Linked DNA regions of Homo sapiens: regions 2 and 3 are each linked to region 1. The links are chromatin loops, found by intact Hi-C in ENCODE. Cell type or tissue: mammary epithelial cell. All regions are shown on one strand.

The links. Peaks named below come from ENCODE experiments on the same cell type or tissue, not always from the same donor. Only the 100,000 strongest peaks of a DNase experiment are listed, where the experiment ranks them.
Region 2: a loop joins it to region 1, with 8 times the contacts of the local background. A loop is called at or near these places in 5 of 110 quality-filtered maps.
Region 3: a loop joins it to region 1, with 4 times the contacts of the local background. A loop is called at or near these places in 8 of 110 quality-filtered maps.

The regions. Positions count from the first base shown.
Region 1 is chr1:209,350,341-209,358,340 of GRCh38, forward strand. No RefSeq gene overlaps it. Among named protein-coding and RNA genes, the nearest start is that of LINC01698, 18 kb to the right of the region's middle. In mammary epithelial cell, a CTCF peak has its summit at 4,164 (motif pointing left); DNase peaks (open chromatin) are centred at 4,131 and 5,251; H3K4me3 peaks cover 130 bases; H3K27ac peaks cover 2,069 bases.
Region 2 is chr1:209,485,322-209,493,321 of GRCh38, forward strand. No RefSeq gene overlaps it. Among named protein-coding and RNA genes, the nearest start is that of MIR205, 57 kb to the left of the region's middle. In mammary epithelial cell, a CTCF peak has its summit at 4,890 (motif pointing left); DNase peaks (open chromatin) are centred at 60 and 1,730.
Region 3 is chr1:209,400,644-209,408,643 of GRCh38, forward strand. No RefSeq gene overlaps it. Among named protein-coding and RNA genes, the nearest start is that of MIR205HG, 24 kb to the right of the region's middle. RefSeq lists enhancers at 2,968-4,167, 3,066-3,652. In mammary epithelial cell, no CTCF peak of the experiment used is centred here; DNase peaks (open chromatin) are centred at 3,408, 4,148, 4,718 and 5,695; H3K27ac peaks cover 4,796 bases.

The sequences.
Region 1 (8,000 bases):
AGAAAAGTGCCAGGCTATCAATTTACATACTTAAATGGGGAGTGCGTCCTCTCTCTGGGTATCTTCAAGGACAACAAAAACACCAGAGAGGAAGGTAAAGGAAAGGTAGGAATGGGGAAAAAATGTAAGTACAGCATATTGATTTATTGTGCATTTCATATGTGCACTTTACATGCATTTTCTAATTTTCTCGTCATAATCCTGTAAGAGAGGTGGCATCATCCTCCTGTTGCAGGTGACAAAATATATGCCAGTTAAATGACTTGTCCAGTAGCAGAACTGATTGACTCCAAAGCAGGAGGAGAAAAAGCTAGAGCAGCTTGAAGTAGTCACTGTTGAGAAGATAGGACTAGGAAAACAGCTCCTCTAAACTTTAGGCTGGTCTAAGATTATTATTTAAAGATTGGAAACCTATTCGCATTAGGTAAGAGAACAAAAGTTATGGGTTTAGGTACAGAAGGAGAAATTGATATTAGGTATCTCTGAGGGCCAGGGGACCTAATAGGAAGTGGTGGAAATTTTTTGCCTGGAAAGAGCCTACATCCACCAGATAGTCTGGTGCAGTCATGTTGTAGAAAGGACATTAGATAAGGTCCATGCCCAGGCACTGGCTCTTACAAGCAGCCTGACTTTCAGCATGCTGCAACCTCTCTGACCTTCAATTTGCTTTGTAAAATGGAGACAGTAATAACTAATTTGAAGTATTTGTGGAAAGCAATAAATGAAATGATGTATGTAAAATGCTTGGTAAACACTAAAGTGCTATCAAGCATGGGGACTGTTATTATTCCACCTTTCTGGAATTTTTATACAAAATACAGCACAGAAACAGAGGAATGGACTAAATGACTTACTGTGGCTCCTTTTTTGACAACAGAAGTAGATTTTTGACAAGAAGTAGAGCTTGGGAGTGAAGTCAAGCTCTCTTTAGGGATGATCAGCTTTATAGTTTTCAGAAAAACCTCAGCCCAAAATAAAGATTCCTTATGACTCCCCCTCCCCAGCAAAAGGTTTCAGTGGCATAGTCAGCCCCATCTCTACCAGAGTTAAAGTGCCGTGGATCAGGTCAAGGTCAGCTGCCTCCTGCCAGGAAGAAAGACAATTAGGATGAGGAGTGAGTGTTATACCAAAGGGGGTTCATGATTTGGGGCTAAAAGAAATTGACCTTTTGCTTCAGAGGCTATTTAACTCCAAGAGATTCCAAGCTTTGCTTCCCTTCCAGGGGCCAACTTAAAAAAAAAAAAAAAAACAAAAACAAAACTGTGGCCTTAATTATCATAACAGAATGATTAGTCAGGGACAGATGGCTTAAGGTCTATTCCCCATTCTCCCTATAGCTTACACGATACACACTAAATTCATCTTTTAATCAATGTTGTAAATAGCTATCTCCTTTCATTAAATGAGAGATAGTATCAATCTTTAATGATCAGTAATATATAATGTCAGTTTCGTTCCTGTCTGATGTCTATGGGAAGAACTGTGCAAGCTGGTAGAAAGGGATAGGCTCAAAAATGTTAAAAAGCATATAGACATACAAGAATATATAAGTAGAAATTCATATAGATACACTTAGCATATGAATTAAATGATAAAGCAGTCTGAGATCATATCTGCAGTTTAATAGTGAGAAGCTCCAGCTACTTCATAACTACAGCCTTATTCTCTCAAAGCTCACATTGAAAGGCCTTCTGATTTTTAATAGGATAATAGCACTTTGGCCCTTTTGAAAGATGTGGGGTACAATTTTGATAAACTTTCCCACACCAGTCACCAAAAATCCTTCATAAGACTAACGAAATCACCAAAAGTAACTGCATTTATCGAGGAAGAACCTCGCAGGTTAAAGGCTAAGTCAGCATCAGCCTGGTACAGGAAAGTTGTTCTTGAATGGGAGACTTTAGCTCAGGCCACAGAGGCACTACCGGACGGTTTTCTTCTTACACAGCTGCTGAGCTTTTTGGAGAACCTTTGAAGTCGGCAGTGGTGGACTAACTCAGCCATCCCCTTTCACACTGCAGTCATTGTTGAGGGCCTACTGATGCAGAGACTATGTTCAGTATGTAATGGCAAATACCACTTTACCCCCGACTTTCCCTCAAGGAGCTTACTGTCAAGATGAGAAGACAGGGCAATGCTTCAAGTCACAAGTGGTGACCCTAGTTTGCCTGACCTTCATCAATAGATAGGTGGGATGACACAGAGTCACTTGGACCTAAGGATGTCCTGAAAAGGCCCAGTGAGAATTCATCAAGCCTCCGGTGTGTACTCATTTTTTGTTAGTGTTGGGCAAATGGACTGTTTGCAGAACATTATCTTAAAGCCAATTAACATCTTAGTGGTCAAAGGAATTTTCCATTTGCCTCTTGGATATCCAATCCCAGTCCTCGCAAGAGGAAATTTCAATGCCTACAAAAGCATAATGTTCAATATAGCACTGGAATTTAAACCTGAACTTCACTGTCAAAATGTAATATTGTCATCCTTTGCATTGCGGAATTATTTCTACTTTATAAAGAGTGTTCTATTTGGAGACTATCTCATCTTCATAGAATTTAGCCATAGAATCAATTTCCAAATATAATTTATTAACCTCAATTTACACATGAAGTAACTGAGGTCCAGAAAAGTTGTTCAAGACCACACAAAAATGGTGAGCAGAGGCAGGCCTCAGACCCAGGGCCCTCCAACTCCCTATCCAGGCAGGGATATGAATGTGTCAACTGCAGTCATCTGACATCAAGGTAAGAGGATGTGATTAATGGCTGTTTGCCAAGTATCCACAGATCCTAGGAGAAAAACACATTATACAAGTGCAACATATTAAGCTAATTAGTACAAGGGAAATTCCTTGAAGATGGCATTTCAATCAGAAGCTCTCTTTAGAGGTTCCCCAAACAGTAGGTAGCTCTGTAAAGCCAGTTTTTCCCGTGGTGCAGAAATCATAACCACAGTTTGGTCATGCATCTCGCTCAACACAGAGACCTGAATAGAATAAGAAACTGCTTTCAACTCACAGCGAGATGGGTTAGAGACTGAACATTTGCCCTAAACCTGCTTCACTGTAAATAAAACCAAGCTTTAACTCCAACTAAGGCTGGGTACTCTGGACAGGGGAGATAATGTAGAAATAATTGACGGTGATTTCCAGGAGAGATGGGGGCAAATAAAGGAATGTTTGTTGAATACCTACTGTGTGCTAGGCATTTTGCATGGATCCTAGCACTTCGTACTCACCACATCTTATGAGGAAAGGACGATTGTATTCTTCTAAAGGATGAGGTGGTCTTGCAGAGGTTAACAAATGTGCTCTAGGTCACATAGGCAGTAAGTAGCAGGCTCCCAACCTGCATCCAAGTACATCTGACCAAAAGCCCACGTTTTTCCCATTCTCAAGTCTAAGACAAGCCAGTCATTGAGATGATGCTGAGAAAGAACAGAGTCACATCTTAGAGAGAAATTTACCTCTGGCCATAATTTTCCACAGTAGGACCAGCTATATAACATATATGGAGCCCAGTACAAAGTAAATATGAAGGACTCCTTGTTCAAGAAGTATTAAGAATTTCAAGACAGTGACAGCAGAATATGAAATCAAAGATAGGGACCTGCTGAACACCAGGCAACGTACAACTGCACAGATTGTATGGCTATGAAGCTGGCGCTGCACCACTGAATCTGAAGGAATGAACAAGTGAGAAGGCAAGAGTCTTGGAGTTGGGGATGAATCTGGAAATTCATCCTCTGAAACAACTTCTGTGTGGTCCACAAGAGCCTCATATCTCACCAAGGACCTATTCACACACGTGTGAGCACGCGCGCGCGAGCGCACACACACATACAGGCACACGCGCTGCCTAGGGGAACTCACAGATCAAGACTGATAAAAATTACACGGCAAGGCCCTGGGGGCAATTGGAATCCTTTTTCTAATCTCGGGAAAATTCGAAATAGCATCCCGGTGACACAGCGAATGAGAGAACATCACCCCTATTGCAGCTGTCACTTGTATCTGCAATCTGGTGAATTATAGAGATTAGCCACGTCCAAGAATTACTGCACTTTTTGCATGGTTCTGTGCATGGCCCTTCTTAAGGTGGAATTGCTCAGGTTTGTACTCAGCCTCTGGAGAAGACTTAGGAAGTTCCGTGCTGCCACCTAGTGTTCAGAAGCAGGTGCAGGAGAAACCGCTGAAGGCCTCACTACTTCTGTAGGGGCTGGAGCCTTCCCAGAAGCCACGTAGAAGAACGCTGCAAAGCTTTCCTGGGCCTCAGGCAAGCTTATTTTAGAGGTCGCATCCTGCATTACTTCAAAGACACTAAAATGCACCCACATCCCACACTAAATAAATTTACATGTAGCTAAGAGTTGAGTTGCTTTTGAGTTAGTTGGCATGTTTTGTAGACAGTAGTTAAACATTGGTTTTCTTTTTGAATTATGGAGCCAATGTGAGGGTTTTTTGTTGTTGTTGTGGGGAGGAGGGCTTTTTCATATTTTCCTAAGAAAAATATTTGAAAAGCTCCTCGGCCCTAAGCTTGGTGCCTTTACTGGCCGCTACAGTAAGTAGACAGGAAAGCAGAGGAAGGCCATAGAAGAGAAAACATTGGCGATATTTGCATCTGGTTGCCTCTGGGGATCAGTCCACTACAAGCACTAGTCTTTAGTTATGTCCATGTAAAGTTGCAGCCTTGGGCTGCTGAATTTATGTAGAAGAGTCACAGGCAAACTGTGGCCAGGATCTATCACAACTTAGTATCAAGATTGTTTTTTATTTTATTTTATTTTTATTTTTTTGAGATGGAGTCTCGCTCTGTCACCCAGGCTGGAGTGCAGTGGCACAGTCTCGGCTCACTGCAAGCTCCGCCTCCCGGATTCAAGCGATTCTCCTGCCTCAGCTTCCTGAGTAACTGGGATTAAAGGCATGCACCACCACCACACCCGACTAATTTTTGTATTTTTAGTAAAGATGGGGTTTCGCCATGTTGATCAGGCTGTTCTCCAACTCCTGACCTCAAGTGATCTGCCTGCCTCACCCTCTGAAAGTGCTGGGATTACAGGTGTGAGCCACCGTCCCCGGCCCCAAGATTTTATTTTAAAATAACAAAAACAAGAAACTCCTGGTCAGGTGTGCTGCCTAATGCAATTCCCAGAAAAGGCCCCTGTCCTCCCACAGCTCTGTGAGCTGCTGACAGGCAAGAAGCCAATGACAAGTTTCATGTCCTTCCTTCCCTGAATCCCTCCAGGGAATGAAGAGAAGAGGGTGTGGAGAATGACTTTTAATTACATCAGACCATAAATGCTGAAACCCCTTGCACAGCTCTTGGAACAGAGACACAACATGCAAATGTTAATCCCCTGCTTCTCCCGCCTGGATTGTGCCTCTGCTTAGCAGGGACGGGCAACTCCTTGGTATACGAGCACAGAGGCAAAACCAGGAGGTGCAAACATAACCAGCTTCATTTAAATGAGGACAAACTGGAGCAGGAAAAGAACCGGCAAATTCATGTTGGAAGAAGCTAGAGCGGGCATAGCTAGCAGCCTGCTCTCTCGCACAGCTGAAGGAAATCTATGTGGATCACCTTGTTACTTATGGATGGGTTTTATAATCCTGCACCTTTGTGGATTTAAGATTTCTGTAGATTTAGGGCAGGGTTTTATTCTACCAATTAGTCTTTCTTTTCCTCCCTCCCATTATGTGTTCTTCAAGCTCTTTAATTTTATCTTCAACTGCACTGGCCGAGACCGTTTCCCCCATTAACTATTTGTGATCACAGTTTACTGCAAGCCTGCTTGACCCAGCTTATATCTAAGGATTATGGGGTCATGTGATTCAGAGTTGGGAGAGAATAGAATCCAACTCCCTCCAGAGCCAGAGTCTTCTTCCCAAGGCTCTTTCAGACCCTGCCTCAGTTCTACTTCTTCAACAAGGAGGTTGTCACTTTCTGAGGAAGGCTGCTTCCTTTCAGTGGTAAAGAAGCACATCTGCAAGAAAGTTCTTTCTTCTCCTATCCCTTTAAGATTTAAACCAAGATGAGTGAGTGATGCTGTGTTTGGGAGTAGGCATTTGACTCCTTTCTGACACCACTGGGAGCCCCACACGGCCTTGGGCCTTGGCGGATTCCACAGGGAACTGACAACATTCTTTGGAGAGACACTGAAACAACCAGCCCCACTCTATCCTCTCGAAATGCCTCCAAGGATCCCAGACTTTTGTGAAAGGAGGTAGTCGAAGGACTCTAGGGACGCTTGAGCCTAGAAGACGATGAACAACCTCTTTCTTACACTTGAGTCAGGGCTCAGTTCTGCTCTGAGATCCTGCAACTCTTCTTTGTAGACACCAGCCAATGGCACTCTTGAAATTTTTGAAAACAGGATCCTACAGAGACTTGTGTGTATATCTCCACAGACCAAGTATTAAACTACCACTTCAGCGCCATGGTTCTTTGTGATTTTAAATGTGGGTGAGTGGGTGTCCAAGTGCTGAAACCTCAATTCTAGGCTTCTGAAATCTAGAAGGAATAACCATCTGAGTGTGAAGGAAAGAACACAATTTCTTTAAACTCTACACCAGCTGCACAAAAAGAGAGAAGAAAACTAGAAAATTAGCCCTGAGTTTCTGCATCAGGTGGAAGGTCAGCTTCAGAGAGTAGACTGTAGCTCCTGGAATTTGATCCTTCTATTCAAAAGCAAGTGACTGTGGGCTGAGTAGCTCCTGGGCTTGGTGCTACTCAAGGGATATAGGAATGCGCAAGGTAAGCACAGATCCCTAGCATTCCCAAGTTTAAAGAGAAGGAAACAATTAAACAACTAAAAATAGTCTCGAAACCAACTTTACGGAGTAGTGATTCTTCATAAGGAGGATCTCTTAGCCTACTGCTGATTGTGCACATTCCCCAACTTTAACTATGGCCTAAGAAAGATTGTCCCTAAACCAAAAGCTCTTCCATGTCCTACTCCTCCTCCACCCAGCAGAGCCCGATAGAGGGCGGTGATTTTACAGGCCTGAGAAACGTGTTGTGCTCATTTTCTACTGCTGCTGTAACAAATTGCCACAAATTTAGTCATACAAATTTATTCCCTTACAGTTCTTAGGTCAGAAGTCTCACTGGGAGTCATGAGAGAGGGCATCCTTGTCTTGTACCAGTTGAGGGAATGCTTCCAGTTTTTGCCCATTCAGTATGATATTGGCTGTGGGTTTGTCATAAATAGCTCTTATTATTTTGAGATACATTCCATCAATACGTAGTTTATTGAGAGTTTTTAGCATGAAAGGCTGTTGAATTTTCTCAAAGGCCTTTTCTGCATCTATTGATATAATCATGTGGTTTTGTCATTGGCTCTGTTTATGTGATGGATTACATTGATTGATTTGTGTATGTTGAGCCAGCCTTGTATCCCAGGGATGAAGCCAACTTGATCGTGGTGGATAACCTTTTTGATGTGCTGCTGGATTTGGTTTGCCAGTATTTTATTGAGGATTTTCGCATCAATGTTCCTCAGGGATATTGGCCTAAAATTTTCTTTTTTTGTTGTGTCTTTGCCAGGTTTTGGTATGAGGATGATGCTGGCCTCATAAAATGAGTTAGGGAGGATTCCCTTTTTTTACCATGGAATACAATACAGTCATAAAAAAAGGATGAGTTCATGTCCTTTGCAGGGACGTGGATGAAGCTGGAAACCATCATTCTCAGCAAACTAACACAAGAACAGAAAACCAAACACCGCATGTTCTCACTCATAAGTGGTTGTTGAACAATAAGAACACACAGACACAGGGAGGGCAACATCACACACCCACGCCTGTCCAGGTGTGGGGGGCTAGGGGAGGGATAGCATTAGGAGAAATACCTAATGTAGATGACGGGTTGATGGGTGCAGGAAACCACCATGGCATTTTTATACCTATGTAACAAACCTGCACATTCTGCCAATGTACCCTAGACCATAAAGTATTTTAAAAAAAGAAGAAGATGTCTCACTGGGCTAAAATCAAGGTGTCA
Region 2 (8,000 bases), 130 kb after region 1:
GGTGGAACAGCAAGAGGATAAAATTGCTGGCCAAGGGATAGGAATGATGGATGTCAAAGCAAGAGGAGGCCTGTTCTGCTCTTGGCTGGAGGCCCAAGCTCTGCGCTCATCATGGGAAAGCTCTCTGCCACTTGGGGCTCTGCCAACAATCACTATGAGGCCTTGGGCAAATCTCTGCTCCCCTCTGGGCCTTATGTTCATCTAAAACTTACAGGTTGGACCAGCACTTGGAGATTTTCAAATGTAGAGTTCCTTCAAGAACTTCAGCAATGGCTAAAAAAAAAAAATGGAAAGAGGCAGGACTCTGGGCCTGGCCATTAGAACATCTGCCAAGTTGTATTCATTTTCCATGTGGGGTAACTGCTTAGCTTTAAGGGGGTGGAGGGGAATGTGGCGTGAGATTGCACATCTTTATGTCAGAGATCAGAATATGCCACCCCAAAATATGATGTTGGAGGGGTGCAGGACAAGCCACCCCAAATTATGTCGCTTTAGTATTTTGATTATTTTGAGCTAAAAACACTTGAAAAATAGCAGATGCAGGGAGAGGCTTTCACTGAAGTCTCCTTATCTGCCTGAAGACAGATCCTTCAAAAAGAATTCAATTGGCATAAATCCCTTTGCTGGGAGTTTCATCAACCAGGGAAGGTTGGCTCTTATCACAGGAGAGGAGGCTATAGACGATCCTTGACTTAGGATGGTTTGATTTATGATTTCTCGACTTTAGGGTGATGCAAAGGTGATATAGGCATTCAGTAGTATTTTGAGTACCCATACAACCATTCTGTGCTTTCACTTTCAGTATGGTATTTAGCAAATTACATGAGATACTCAACACTTTATTATAAAACAGGCTTTGTATTAGATGATTTGACCCAACTGTAGGCTAATGTAAGCTGAGCGCATGTAATGCAGGCTAGGCTAAGCTATGATGTTCAGTAGCTTCAGTAGGTTAGGCAAACTGAACGCATTTTCAACTTATGATACATTTATCAGGATGTAACCCCATCTTAAGTCAAAGAGCATCTGTAGAAGTTGACACTAAACCCAGACAAACTTTGTCACAAAATATCATATCCTATTTATTCTTTTAAAAGCCCATTCATCTTTTATAAAAATCACTTACTTTCCCTCAGGTGGCCTACATCCCTCTCCCCCTCCCCTATTAAGATGGATATACAGCTTTTTAAATATCACCACTTTTGGGGGTATTTGCTTTTCCCCCCAGGATGCCCCTGTGCATCTAACATTAAACATTAATACATTTGTATGCCTATTCTTCTGTTAATATGCCTGTTGTCAGTTTACTTCATAGACCTAGCTATTGAACCTAAAGGATAAAGGAAAAGTCTTTCTTCCCTACACTTTCAAAGTGTGAAAACAACTGAAGGGGGTGACTTCTGAGACCTCAAGCCAGTGCTAATACTTAATGCTTATCCAGTTCTGCAATAAGTCTCCAGGTTGTCACGCAAATCAGACTTTCAGCTCTATGGTCACAGGCCTCCTCTCACTGTGTGTCTTATAGCTATAATTTCTATATCTTTTAAAGAGCAGAATCCCTTTCCTAAATGATATTACACAGGAAATCCACAATATGAATAACTGATCAAGTGAATACACAGATTTCTAGATAGGATAAATCTTCATTATTTGGCAATACTTTATGTGGAGTCTGCTTGTCCCTGTCACCACCATCCCCAGCCCTTCTGTAGATTCCCAGGGTTGAGAGTGAAAATGACTCAGAGGAAGTGGTTCAAGCTGAGATGAAGTGTGCAGTAAGTCCTGGAGCTATGGAAGCAAAGAGCTTCCCTAGAGGAAGGTGTAGTGGGACCTAGGAGCAGTGGCTTGAAAAGATTTGGGGAATGGAAAAAGGGAAAAGGACAGGACCAGATGAAAGAAGACAAACAAACAGGAAGACAAGAACAGAATGAAAGCTTCCTCAAAGGCCAATTAAGTGATCCGAAGGAAGGCTATATGAAGCCTTAGCAACTGCTGCATACACAGCCACCTTTTAAAGAAAGTGGCCCCTATCCATCCTTTTCCACTTGCTGACTATTATAGGCTGAATTATGCCCCCTAATAAGATATGTTGAAGCTCTGACTCATAGCACCTCAGAATATGACATTATTTGAAACTAGGGTCATTGTGGATGTAATTAGTTAAAATGAGGTCATCCCAGAGTAAGATGGGCCCTTAATTCATTATGACAGATATCCTTCAAAGACAGAAGAGTCTCAGAGACCCATAGGGAGAATGCCATGTGGTGACAGAGGTAGAGATTGACATGCTGCTGCTGTAACACCAAAGATCACTGGCCACCACCAGAAGCCAGGAAGAGACAAGGGAAATGTCTGTCCAGAGTCTCAGAGGAAGCAGGGCCATACTGACACCCAATTTTGGACTTAAAGCTTCCAGAACTGTGAGAAAATACATTTCTGTTGTTTTAAGCAGCCCAGTTGGTGGTACTTTGTTATGACAGCCCTAGGAAGTCAATTCATTTGCTGTGGCACAAGCAGTAGTAGGTTTTGCTAGAGAGATCATCCCTGCTACTCAGCAGATCAGTTGGGCATGGACGCAGACAAAGACAACTGGGTGCCTCTGAGCCAGCCTGTCACTCTTTGTCCAGTTGGGACATTTCCACAGAGTGGAGGCAAAGCAATCCAATGATTCCCTGGCTGTGGAGCCACATAAATGCAGATAAAGAGAGGAAAAGAGAGAGAGAGAGAGAAGGAAAGAATGAGAAAGAGTGCAGATTAAGATCCAGCTCAACCCTTGTCATGATTTGCCAAACAGAATCCAATCCTAGTCAAATCTTCAGCTAGAAGGAGGAGGTATCCACTACAGAGAAGGGATCTTTGGCGTAACAGAGGGATATTCCCCAGAATTCCCCAGAAGGGAATATGATGTGGGCAGGCACTGCAAAACAGACCTGCTGCAGGGGTGAAACATTGCCCTTATAATAACTGCAAAGCCTGAGCTTGCAGGCAAGAAGAAAAGAAAGGGAAGCAAATGTATATAAAGAAGTGTGGAGGAACAGAGGGATGTAGAATGCCCAACCATCCCAGATTGCCTTGCACTGAGGGGGTTCCCGGGACATAAGACTTTCAGGTTTAATACTGGGACAACCCTGAATAAACGAGGATGAATTGGCCAGCCAAAGACAGTAAAAGAGTAAAGTGGAAGAAGCAAGTTTTGCATGGTGAAATATATTGTCAGCACCCAGAACATGTTTACAGAAGTGACCTAAGCCAATACAGATCAATCTAGACCAGGAGAGCCCATGGTCCCACTGCAACCTGGCTAGATGGGCCTGTCAGTGGATTCAGGGGAACTTGCACTGAGGATTCACTCAGAACCTCTATGCTGACCAAGGGCCCTTGGGATGGCAATGGTAGGTGACATGAGGATCAGATCCCTTTCTGCAGTCTGGAAGGCTTGCCCTGTCCAGCAATCCTCTCTAAGGGGATGAGCTCTTCACACTGAACTGGAGGATTTACCTTCTTGTCCAGTGGGGTTGGCCTGCCATATTCCTCAGCCCTACAGGGAACCCTGTAAGTAATGAGTCCAAGGCCCTGTCTACAGAGATACTTTTTTATATCTCCTTGTCTTTTACCCCACACCTGCCACAAATTTTATATGAAATATTCCCAAGGATGCATGAAAAATGTCATTCACCAACTTATCCCCACCAGGTGGGAGAAGGCCTCCTGTTTATGTTTCCATGTCCTTCCAGGCATATGCCCATCATAGCACTTTCAGAGTATATTAGGGTCATTGATTTTATTTTTCACCTTCTCAGCTTGTGATCAATTTCCTTCATAGTAGAGCCCATACCTTGCTCATCTTTGAAATCCTAGAGCCCAGGAAAACACCTGGTATGTAGGAGTTTCTCATGCACTGTCTGGCAAGTAAACTAATTAATTAATTAGTTCATGTTGATCAAGATGATCCTTCTCTTTGTGTCAAGTGTCTAACACTTGCTAGATCTAAGACCCAGCACTTTCTTGGTTTTTAATATATCAGTCATTAAGCCATCTGCATGCAGATGAGAGGTAGAAAACACTTCAGAGCCCTGCAGCCTCAGAGGGTCACCTGAGTGAGCAGTCAATGCGGCCAGCTCTAAAGGGCTTATGTCAAGGCAGTCACAAGGGCTTGGGAAGGAGATGCAGACACCTGTGCCCATTACAATTATCCTACTTCTACTCTCACCTGTTACTGCGGTTCTAAACAAAGAGAATAAAATAAAATAAAACTGAGTCAAGGAAAAGACCAGCTGCTGAGCTCCAGACAGAAGCTCAATAAAAGATAAACAGAATGGTATAAATTGGCTAAGAGAACATTGGCTGGAATACTCTATGACATTAATTCTATCTTATTAAGAAGGCCCTTGATGATGAGGTGGTAGACCTGGGTCTGATCTCCATTCCACTACTATATATCTCCAGTCAGGTGGTCTAGCCTCTCTGAGCCTCTATTAGCCCAACTCTAGCTTGCTAATAACCTTCTGCTCCAGGTCCGTCGAATAGACATCTGAACCAACACATGTCCGACATTTTGACCTCTTCTAACGAGGCGCCCTAGAGAAATTCAAAGCAGAGAATTTTCTCTGCCCTAAAATGACTCCCAGAGCTCCAAGGACAATTATTTTAGCAAACCTATTGATGGACTTAAAGTTTATGAACCCGAAAGCTAATGTACCTTCCTCTGTAAAAAGCAAGGCACTGCTAGATTTTTGTCTGCATAAAAACTCAAACACTCACCTGGGAAGTCTGTTAGTAAATAAAGCTTATCTTTTGCAAGATGCAAGCATTCTACTTCTAGTTTGGCACTGTTCAAAATTCTTTTGTTCTGAAATTTGAAAAAGGATAGGCCTAATGTTTCACTGACCTCCTGTGGGCATAAGGAAGAAGTACACTAATTCCTCAGATCTGGATATCCTGGTGTGGTCTAAGGAAGAACGTCTTAAATCTTACCTACCTGATGGAAAATTCATACAGAATAAGATTACACATGCTATTTCATCTCTTCTCCCAGGATCCCTCAGGCCCGTCATAAGTTCCTAATCTAACGGGTACTTAAATCCATTAGATAGATTTCTACAATGGCAGAGCAGGCAGTGTGCACAGGAATCATATGAGGAATTGATTGAAACATAGATTCCTGAGTTCCATTTAAGAGATTCTGACTTTGTGGGTCTGGGGTGGACCTGGGAATTTGTATTATTTTACTAAGCAAATGATTTTGATTCTGATGCAAACAGCACTGTGGATTTTACTTCGGAAAATACCAACTCGCCAAATCCCCTCATGTTATAAATAAGGAAATTAAGACATTGAGAAGTTAAATGTTTTGCCCAAACCCAAACGGCTAATTAGAGGCAAATCTGGACTTGGCACTAACTTCTGATTCTGTCATTTGCAATCAAAATAGTCACCATTTAAGGGCACTTATTATTCATCAGGTGCTGTGCTAAATGCATTGGCTCATATAATCCTTCCATCAATTCTGCGGAGAAGACGGGTAGTATTACTAACTCCATTTTATAGGTGAGGAAACAGAGGCTTAGAGAGGTGAAATGACACATTCAGGTACCAAAAAGCAGAACAAGACTCAAACTCAGTGCATGTGACTTTAAACTAAAGCTCTCCCCCACTGCCCCACTCTGCCTCAGAAGCATAGCACAGACTTTAATCTTTTGTGGCCCTCTGAAAAGCAGGAGTCCCCCCAAATTTGAAATGTAATGATGCACATGTGACATCCAAGGACACACTTTAGCAAACCTTCTCTCTTCCCTCAAGAGAGAGAATCTTCAAGATGGGGCATCTTTGTAAATCTCAGAAAAGGAATCTTCTTCACCACACCCTGAAGCAACTTGAACTCAGTATCAGCTGGGGCCTTTCAATCAACTGGAAGATCTGTGCTGAGGTTGTAATCAGAGCCTCTTCAACAAGCATCAGACCACTGAAACTCAGGAATACAGAGAGCTGTTCAACTAGGGGATGTCTTGGAGAAAAATAAAGACTCTTCAGAAAGATGGGTTCAAAATCCAGTCGGGGAAGTCACTGACAAGCACCGTTTAAATGAATCAAAGGAAGAAGCAGGATTATTCTCATGCACCTATTTCTCTCATTAAGCCTTGTATTAGTTATCCGTTGCTATATGACAAATTATCCTAAAAGTTAGCAGCTTGAAACAACATTTATTATCTCACACAATTTCTGAGGTTGAGAAATTTTGGAGCGACTTAGTTAAGTGGTTCTGGCTAGCCTCTGAAGTTGCAGTCAAGCTGTAGGCTGAGCTGCAATCTTCTGAAGACTGGAGGATCTGCTTCCAAGCTCATGCATGTGGTTATTGGGTAGCCTCAGTCTCTCACCAGCTGAACACCTCAGTTCCTTGCCACATGGGCTATTCCACAGGGCTGCCTTAGTGTCCTCAAGACATGGAGGTGGTCTCCCTCAGAGTGAGTGATAGAAAAAGAGAGAAGCCACAATGGAAGTTCTGCTTTTTTATAACATAAACTCAGAAGGAAAATGCATATTCTGTTGGTCACAGAGAATAACCCTGCTGCCATGTGGGAGGGGTTGTGAAAGGAAAATAAATATTGCGGCCTCAAAATCACTCAAGCTGGGAACTGCTTAGGGCAAACCTGTCTCCCATTCTATTCAAAGTCACCCCTCTGCTCACTGAGATAAATGCGTATCTGATTACCTCCTTTGGAGAGGCTAATCAGAAGCTCAAAAGAGTGCAACCATTTGTCTCTTATCTACCTATGACCTGGAAGCTCTCTCCCCGCTGAGTCTTCCTGCCTTTGCTTCTAGTTGTCCCACCTTTCCAGACTGAACCAATGCTCATCTTACATATGTTGATTGATAGCTCGTGTCTCCCTAAAATATATAAAACCAAACTGCTCTGACCACCTTCAACACATGTCATCAGGACCTCCTGAGGCTCTGTCACAGGCATACATCCTCAACTTTGACAAAATAAACTTTCTAAATTAACTGAGACCTGTCTCTGATTTTGAGGTTTCACGGGATCTATACAATAGTATAAATATCAAGAGGTGGAGACTTGTGGAGGACTGTTTTGAGTCTGGCTACTGCAAACTCCTTCTCCTGCTCACCTTTCCTTGTCCATACAGGTCCAGGTAACTCCTCCATGGGCTACACACTATGCTAAGCACCAGTGAGGTAGTTGTGACAACAGCCAGTCTCTTGCATCTTGGAGTTTTCTATTTAATGTAAGAAATAGACATTAGACAAGTAATCACACAAGTAAATGTACAACTAAAAATCTGTGAAGAAACTGAGAAGGAAAAGTATGATACATGATATAAGAGTATAACATGTGGTGGGGGAGCTGTAATTTGCACTGAGGAAGTTAAAGAAAGCTTTCCTAAATAAGTAAAATTTTAAATTAAGTCTTCAAGGCCAAATAGGATTAAGCTAAAACAAGAATGGGAGAAAGACCATCCTGGCAGGAAAACAGCATGAACGTATTTCCTATAAAGGGGAAGATCATGACACATCCAGGGATATGAAAAGCCAGTGTAGCTAGAGCTCAGTGGGCAAGGAGGCAGTGAGTTCCTCCCTCCTGGAACACTCTCTCCACTCCTTGTCTCTTCTCTAAAGTATACCCTTAGAGCTCAAATGAAGCCTCACCTCCTCTACAAGTTCTTACCTACTCCAACCGTCATCTCTCATGCCTTGTTCAACCCTACACAACCTAACTCTAATGCCTTGAAATTTCAGAGTAGTACATATCACACTGTGCTATTTTATAGATTTTTTTCTTTCTCAGTACAATAAACTCTCTTTGCAAGAAACTATAACTAGTTTCTATATCCTTGTGTACCTAATGTAATGCATAACATATAATAGACATTCAATACGCTCAAATAAATGATCAAAAACCCCATGCAAAAAGTAGGATTGTAGCCCTGCTTGCATGCTTGTACATATACATGACTGTGCTTTTTTTTTTCTAAAGGCATGCATCA
Region 3 (8,000 bases), 50 kb after region 1:
ATAATTCACTAGAATGACTCACAGAACTCAGTCAAGTGCTACGCTTAGGATAAAAGTTTTACCATAAAAGGTACAAATCAGAGCCAGTCAAGTGAAAAAAATACCCAGGGCAAGGTCTGGGAGGGTTCAGAATGTGGAGTTTCCATGCCTTCCCCCCCATGGACTCAGGTTGGTTCACCCTCCCATCACATTGATGTGTTCACCAATCAGAAAGGTCATTTGCACTTTGGTGTCCAGCGTTTTCACTGGGGTTTCATGATGTAGGTATCACTGATTGAATCATTGGCCAAGTGGTTAATCTCCATCTTCCAATCCCTCCCGGAGGTTGGACCAATATCACATGGCTCAAAGCACCAACTCTCTAATCACACGATTGGCCTTTCAAGCATGACCAGCCCCCATCCTGAAATTATGTAGGGGCTCACTGTGAGTCACCTCACTAACATAAACCCAGGCATGGTCCCAAGGGCTCACTATGAATAACAGACAGTCTTATCACCTGGGAAAGTTAGAGGGTTTGTTTAGAAGTTCCATCCCAGGAACGCAGGACAAAGGCCAGACAAATGCTTCATTATACAAAAGGAGGGAAGGCTTCAGCATCTTAGATACTAACAACCTAGACCCAAGGCTTGTCCCCCTGTTGTCACTTTCAGCAAATTAAACTCTCCCTTGCTGACTCCTCAGTCTCTTCATCATCTGGTACCACTATGCCTGGCCAATCTCATTTCTGCTGTTCCCCATCATAAAATCTGCATCCTACCCCTCCTGGTCTATCTCAATCTCCCCACACAAGTTACAGAATACTGAGATAACCTCAGGCGTGCACATGAATAAGACCTGAGCATGGACAAATAAGACCAGTAGGACCGAACCAACATTAGTATTTAAAAGTGAGCAAAGAAAGAGAAGCCCATGAAGGAGTCTGAAGAGGTGGGGAAATCCAGCTGCTGCACGTGGTGATGGAAGCCCAGGAAAAGAGTTTTTCAGTATGCAGGAAAGGACCAACAGTGTCAGCCGCTGCAGAGAGGTCAAGGAAGATAATGACTTAAAAGTTGCCATTGGATTCAGCAATAAAGTAGTCATCTACAACCTTGCTGAGAGCAGTTTCAGCAGAACAATAAGGGCAGAAGCCAGCTTGCAGTGGGTAGAATACAGAATGGGAAGTAAAGAAGCTGAGCGACAGATACAGATGCCTTTTTAAAGAGAAAGCGGTGGCTGAAAAGTGCCATGGGGCCAGCAAGGAATTGAATATACAAGACGGAAGGCTTAAACATGTTTAGGTCCTGATAGAGAGAGGGGAAAAGAGAGAGGGACAGGGTGAAGGGACAGGGAAGAGAAAGGGAAAAGTGATCAAGCCAGGCTGCTAAGGAGGTAGGAGAGAAAAACTCCAGAGGACAAAAAAAGGGATAAGCTCAGACAGAGAGAGGCTCCTCTTCCATAAAATCAGAAGTGAAGAAAAGAGGCATGGTGGCAGATGTAGGTAAGTTGTAGGTTTGATGGCACTGAGTTAAGGGGTGGGATGTTTCCATCTCTGGGTTCTACACTTTCTGTGAAGTAGGAAGCAATGTCAAATGCTTAACTTGTGAAGGCCAAATATTTGAGGAGTGGAGGAGAGTGAAGAAGGCACTGAAAATCTAGTCTAGAGAACTAGAGAGAGCGGTGACTAAGGAAGCCTAGAATGATCACAGGAGAGTGGCAGGGAGCAGTGGGGTCTGGGAAATGGGAGACAGTAGTACAATGAGTCTACAGATCGTGTGGGTTTCTCTATGACATGCAGCAACACTGGCAGAGAAGGCTAATAGTTTGTTAGCTCCAGGGTTGAGGTTTTGCCATCCAAGTATGAAAGAAAGCCAATAGGGCAACAATATTAGCAAGACAGAGGTTGAAGTAAAATGAAGCTGAGAGGGTATGGTATGAGAAGGTATGACTGAAAAGAGAGAGAGAGAGAGAGAGAGAGAGAGAGATCAGTGGTCTGGGAGTCCCTAGTTTTGAAATAGAAATAATGTCAATGATTGAGTACAAGAAGTAGAAAGATAGAAGGTTGTGGTGTGGGAGGTGACCTAGGGGATGATGAGGTCCAGGTGGGGTGGACGTGTTGAGAAGAGAAGATGCAGGAATGGGGGGGTCGAGTGTTGCTGGGCATCTTCATGAGCCCAGAAGAAGCCCAGGATGAAAGCAGGGTTCAGATGGAAGAAAAGACTGTGTAACACATGCTGGTGTCATTAGTGAATGGGGAGAATGACTAAGAGAGTGTTAGATGAGGAAGAGGAAATGCAGAGTGGAAATCACTAATCAGAGGCCTGTGGGCCAACTCAGACCCAATAGCCAGGTTTCATTTGGCTGTCATGGTGTTTTTTCTTATTTTTTTTTTTGATGATGGTTTACTATCTACCATTTTTAAAAAAAATCAGGAAAGTTCATATAAAAATCTAGATTCCTTGAAAGCCTTCTCTTAGAAACTATAAAGATCTGGGAAAAGGCCGGGCACAGTGGCTCAGGCCTGTAATCCCAGCACTTTGGGAGGCCAAGGCGGGAGGATCACCTAAGGTTGGGAGTTCGAGACCAGCCTGACCAACATGGAGAAACTCTGTCTCTACTAAAAATGCAAAAAATTAGGCAGGTATGGTGGCGCATGCCTGTAATCCCAGCTACTCGGGAGGCTGAGGCAGGAGAATCGCTTGAACCTGGGAGGTGGAGGTTGCAGTGAGCCGAGATCACGCCATTGCATTCCAGCCTGGGCGACAGAGTGAGAATCCGTCTCAAAAAAAAAAAAAAAAAAAAAAAAGATCTGGGAACACAGGGTTTATCTCCTTCAACTGTGAACTGCGGAGCAACTGTGCCCTTTTTGAGCATCATGGGGTCTCCAGCTCACCACTGAACCCCCTAGGGCTTGTGTCACTCATTTAAGAGGCAGACCTGCCCTTGTCACAGTACACTGGAGACACTTTGGAGAGCACTGGCAATGCCAGTGAGCTTGAGCCTAAAAGCGGCCAAGACTTTCACTTGAATCATTTGGGGAGTGAAGATGGGGAGCAGGGATGGTGCCAACGCCAGCGGCTGATGCTGAGATGCAGCAGAATTAGCAGTCTCCCCTTGAGAAGGCTACAGAGAACACAGAACACTCGAGGGAGAGGCAGGTGCAGATGAAAAGGCAGAGGGAGTGAAGTGGTCAAGGAAGAGTCTGAGGCTACGAATGAGTTTATTCACCATGGACATTCCAGAGGACAGACATAAAACTGTTGGTAGGAGCTGGGCCAGGCAAGGGGAAGCACAGGGTGATGGCACAGGATCGGAAATCACCTGGGGAAACATTTCAGGTGTAAGCGTCTAATGAGAAGTCTCAAAAATGTCAAGCTAATTACTCTTGGGAGCAACCTGGTGGTTGGGTTGGAGTCACTGACCTGGACCCTGGGCACCCAAATTGCCTTGGCACAGAGACCTTTCCAGGACAGCTCAGGCATACCTAAGAATCACCTTAATACCAGGTCACCGGGAAGTGAGTCAGGCTAAATTTCAAATCCTCTTCCTCTGCTCTGTCCGTGAGTCACAGAAGATCAATAGGAGGAATCTCAGTCAGATTCGACACTGGTTATCCCAAGCAAGAGCCCTTTTTATAGCATTCTTACAACAATGAATTTAGTCACCTTGCGGGCCACACAATTCGCTGACAACAAGGGGAGAGAGGAGCAGAAAGGGAAGATGCCAAAAACATGCTATGTCTATTTCAAAATTTCCCCCTAATTTGGCTCAAGGTGCAGGAGAAAGGAGTAGAAACTCTCTACCTTCTCCTCCCTCACCACATAGATTCCAACTCCATCAATCTAAAACTCTTAGCAATACATTTCCAACAAACTAGTATGTATTAAATGGACTGTTGTGTATAGGCTGAAAAAGCTGATCACCATATTAAAGGGCTAATTTGAAGTAAATTGTGTTCCAGATTCTAAAAACCCAACTTGTAAACTCCAGCACACAGCTCATCAGTAGGGTGAAGGCTGCCTATATACTAAAACCAAATTTCTGAAAGCATATAAAAGTTTCAGCTTGTTTTGTTCAGGAACACTATCAATCAAGGCACCCTGACTTCCACCTTCTGACAATAATGACCCATTCGTCAAAGACTCTCTTTGTTCATCTTACAAACAGCTTCCTGCCCACGCCTCCCTGGAATCAGCCCAGGCTCCTCCTGCAGTCCTTTGGGAGATGTCAAGACCCTGTGGACATGGTGCACCTGTGGTTTTCACTGCAGACCTGAGCCCCTAAGTAGGGGATTATTGGGGTAAAGGGTGTGAACTCAAGAATGAACAGGGCGATAATGCTGATCAGTGGGTCCCCTCATTCTACAACATAGTGAAACATCCCATAGGCTCTCTATACCCTTCCCCTCTCAATAGCTTGCTATACAATCTTAAACAAACTCAAAGAGGTCTGTGATCAGGATACAACTTTCCTTTCAGATTTCCAATTGTAGATTTTCTTCCTCTTTTGCCTTTTTGCTGTTCTCCTCTTGTCAAAAAGGAGCAATAAAAGGAATTGGGAAACTCATACTTTCTTACCTTGTCTCACTTCAGTATAAACAAGACAATGTCTTATTTAAAAAAAAGAGGGTGGAGTGGTAGTGGGAGAGGGGAGAAAGGTGATATTTAATTTATTGGGGAGGACGAATCATTGCTGGAGAATGCCTGTGGCTAAATGAGACCATCAAACCAAGAGCAGAGCGGCAAACCGCATGCACAAATATGAAGTAATATCTTTCTACTCTGAGGGAAGCTGACACTCAATTTCAGAAGCTTCAGGCTAGCAGCCACAGCTACCTTCTTGGAACCATTTACAACTGCTTCTACTCTCTGCAGTGAAAGCTTAAAAATGCAAATGAAATGGGGCCATTTAAAGAAAAATATCCCTTCTAACTGTGCTCTGGGAAAGAAGAAAAAAAACCCTACAGCTCAGAGGGCAATCTTAAAGTAAATGAAACTCGGCGGTGCTAGCTGATGCCTCATTCTGATGGATAATGTGTGCTCTCCTCCCCCCTCCTGAGTTTAGAAGTATTTAAAGAAAAGGGTGGAATCACCCTGTTTAGGAGATTAATTTCTTTTCTGAAAAAAATGTCTGTTTTCCCTGTCACTTCTGGTTTGATGAAGGGTAAAACCAGAGCTTATTCTAAATGTTTGCTGCTGAAAATTACCAAAGGCATGTGTGTGGAAGGGAATGATGACGGGAACAAAATTCTGAAGAGATCAACTCCTGCCCCGTCTCCTTAGGCAAATCCATGCTTATGTTATCCTGGAAGCCATTGTAAAAGTGTTTCTTCAGGGACAGAGATTCTAATAATATGTCAAATATTTTTTGAACACTAAACACCAAGGACTGAGCTTAGCACTTTACATGAATTATCTTACCTTCAAAATTCCCTCTCCCCAGCAAGCACACTCATAGTAGGTCCCATTACTCTACCCGTTTTACAAGCGAGACAAGTAAAGTTAGGCAGATCAAACAACTTGCTTACAGTGAAATAGCTGAAAAGTAGCCTGGCTGGAATTCCAGTTAAGATTTTCAACTCCAGAGCCCAGAGCTCTGTGTGGTCCATAACATCCTCTCAAGGGATGTTCATTTTAATTCCACTCACTAAGGCTCACCAAATTAACATAATTCAGGAAATGATGTCTCACTTTCATTTTTTTTTTTTTATGTTTGAAATGTTCACAAAACCACCGCACTGATGACACAATGTAGTCAGTGTTTGGTGAGCAGGCACTATAAACCTAAGGCTGAGGGAAAAAGTGGGGTTGGGGGCAGTTCACCAAAGGACATGTGGCACTTCACGCCCTTCACGTGCTTAGGATATAATTGGAAGCCTGTCTCTGACAAGCCACTTAACTCAATAGAAGCACCTACATTGATTTGGAACCTAAATTTTTCTTGGTGTGCAGCTCAAGTCCATTTTCCCACTTTATCATGAGGTATTTGAGCCAGGCTACCAACCTCACCACTTTCTCTAATTCTTAGGTGAAGAGTGCAGTCCGAATCTGACAACAGGCAGAGCAATAAGAACTCTCCTACACTGCTGGAGGCAATGAAAATTGATAGAATCATTAGGAAAATAGTTTGGCATTATCTCAGAAATTCAGAGATGTGTATATCATACAATCCAGAATTCCCAACCTTATGCATGAGCACCAGAAGTCACGCATATGAATGTTCCTAGCAGCAGCATCTATTACAAACTTTTGACAAATGATCTATTGAAAATAAATTAATTACAGCTGCATGCATGTATCAACATGGATGAATCTTATAAGCATAATAAGCTACAGAAGAAAGTCACAAATGAAAACATACCATATGATATACATGACATTGAAAACAGACAAAACTATACTATGCTGTTTAGAGATGCATAATAGGTAGTAAAGCTATTTTGTAAAAAAAAAAAAAAAAAAAAAAAAAACAGATCATCACAAAAGTCTGAAGAGTGGTCATCTCCAAGAGGAGGGAATGGAAGTGATGGGTTAAGGGCATCTGAAAGGGTTGGGGACTTCTAAGATACTGGCAAATTCTCAGTATTAAACCTGTATGGGGACTAGAAGGAGATCCATTTTTAAAATATTTATTAAATTGTACATAGTAAAATGCATATTTGTTATATAACATGGTCTTTTGCATGTATGATATATTATATATGAATATACTCTTGCATATGTTAATACATATCAAGAAAGTATGCAGCCTTACTCAATCTGAGGCACAGAGTAAGCCTCTGTTTTCATGTGGAGTTACAGACGTTCTGAAATCATTGGGATTGCTTCTCACCCTGAAATGTTCCCTAGAGCATGTCACCCTGAGACTGTCCAGTCCCGATTTTGATACTTACAGTTACAGGAAACTCAATACCTCGCACATAAGCCCATTCCTTCTTCTTTGTTTGGTTTATTCCATAGGCAATGGAGCCCCCAATTTGTTTTTCAACTGTGGTAAAATATATATAAAATTTACCATTTTAGCCATTTTTAAGTGTACAGTTCAGTGGCAGTAAGTTCGTTCACATTACTGTGCTACCATCCATCTCTAGAGCTTTTCATCTTCCCAACCTGAAACTCTATACCCATTAAATAACAGCTTCCCATTGTCCTCTCCCCAAGTCCCTGGCAACCACCATTCTCCTTTCTGTCTCTATGAATTTGACTACTCTAGCACGCATGTAAGTGGAATCATTATGATACTTGTCCTTTTGTGACTGGCTTATTTTACTTAGCACAATATTTTCAAGGTTCATCTGCATTGTAGTATGTGTCAGAATTTCCTTCCTTTTGAAGGCCTAATAATATTTCATTGCATGTATGTAACACATTTTGCTCATCCACTCATTTGTGGATGGATGGTTGGGTTGCTATGACCTTTTGGCTATTGTGAATAATGCTGCTATAAATAGGCATGTAAGCCCATTTCTTCTTGACTGCTAGTTAGTTTTTCCTTATACTCAATTAAAATTTGCCTCCTTGTAACTTCTGCCGGTTGGTCTTCATTCTACTACCTTAACTTCTTGCAAGGCAAACCCTCTCCATTTTCCTTACAGGAAACCTCAAATATTGGAAGACAACCTTGACATTTTAGTCATCTCTTTTATAGCCCAGATACGACAAGTTCTTTTAGTCGTTCAATCATTCCTCATGTAACATATTTTCCAAGCCCTTCACCAACCTAACATGATTCTCTGGACACATCTTAGATCATATTTGCTTTTAGGAAAACCACATGTCACTATTGTTTCATCTTTTGGTTATGGTCCAATAAAGAGTCCTTTACGTAAAAAGCCCTTGCCTTTTCAATATTAGCATCTGCAAAACTAGCTTTCCCTATTCTGTCATTGCACAGTTGATTTTTTTGAGCATTGGTGCAGTAGATTAACATTTATATGTGTTAAGTCTCATCTTCTTGAATCTGATCCAGACTTCTAGTGTATAGAGATTACTTTTAATGTTTTCTCCATCACTCTATGTCAT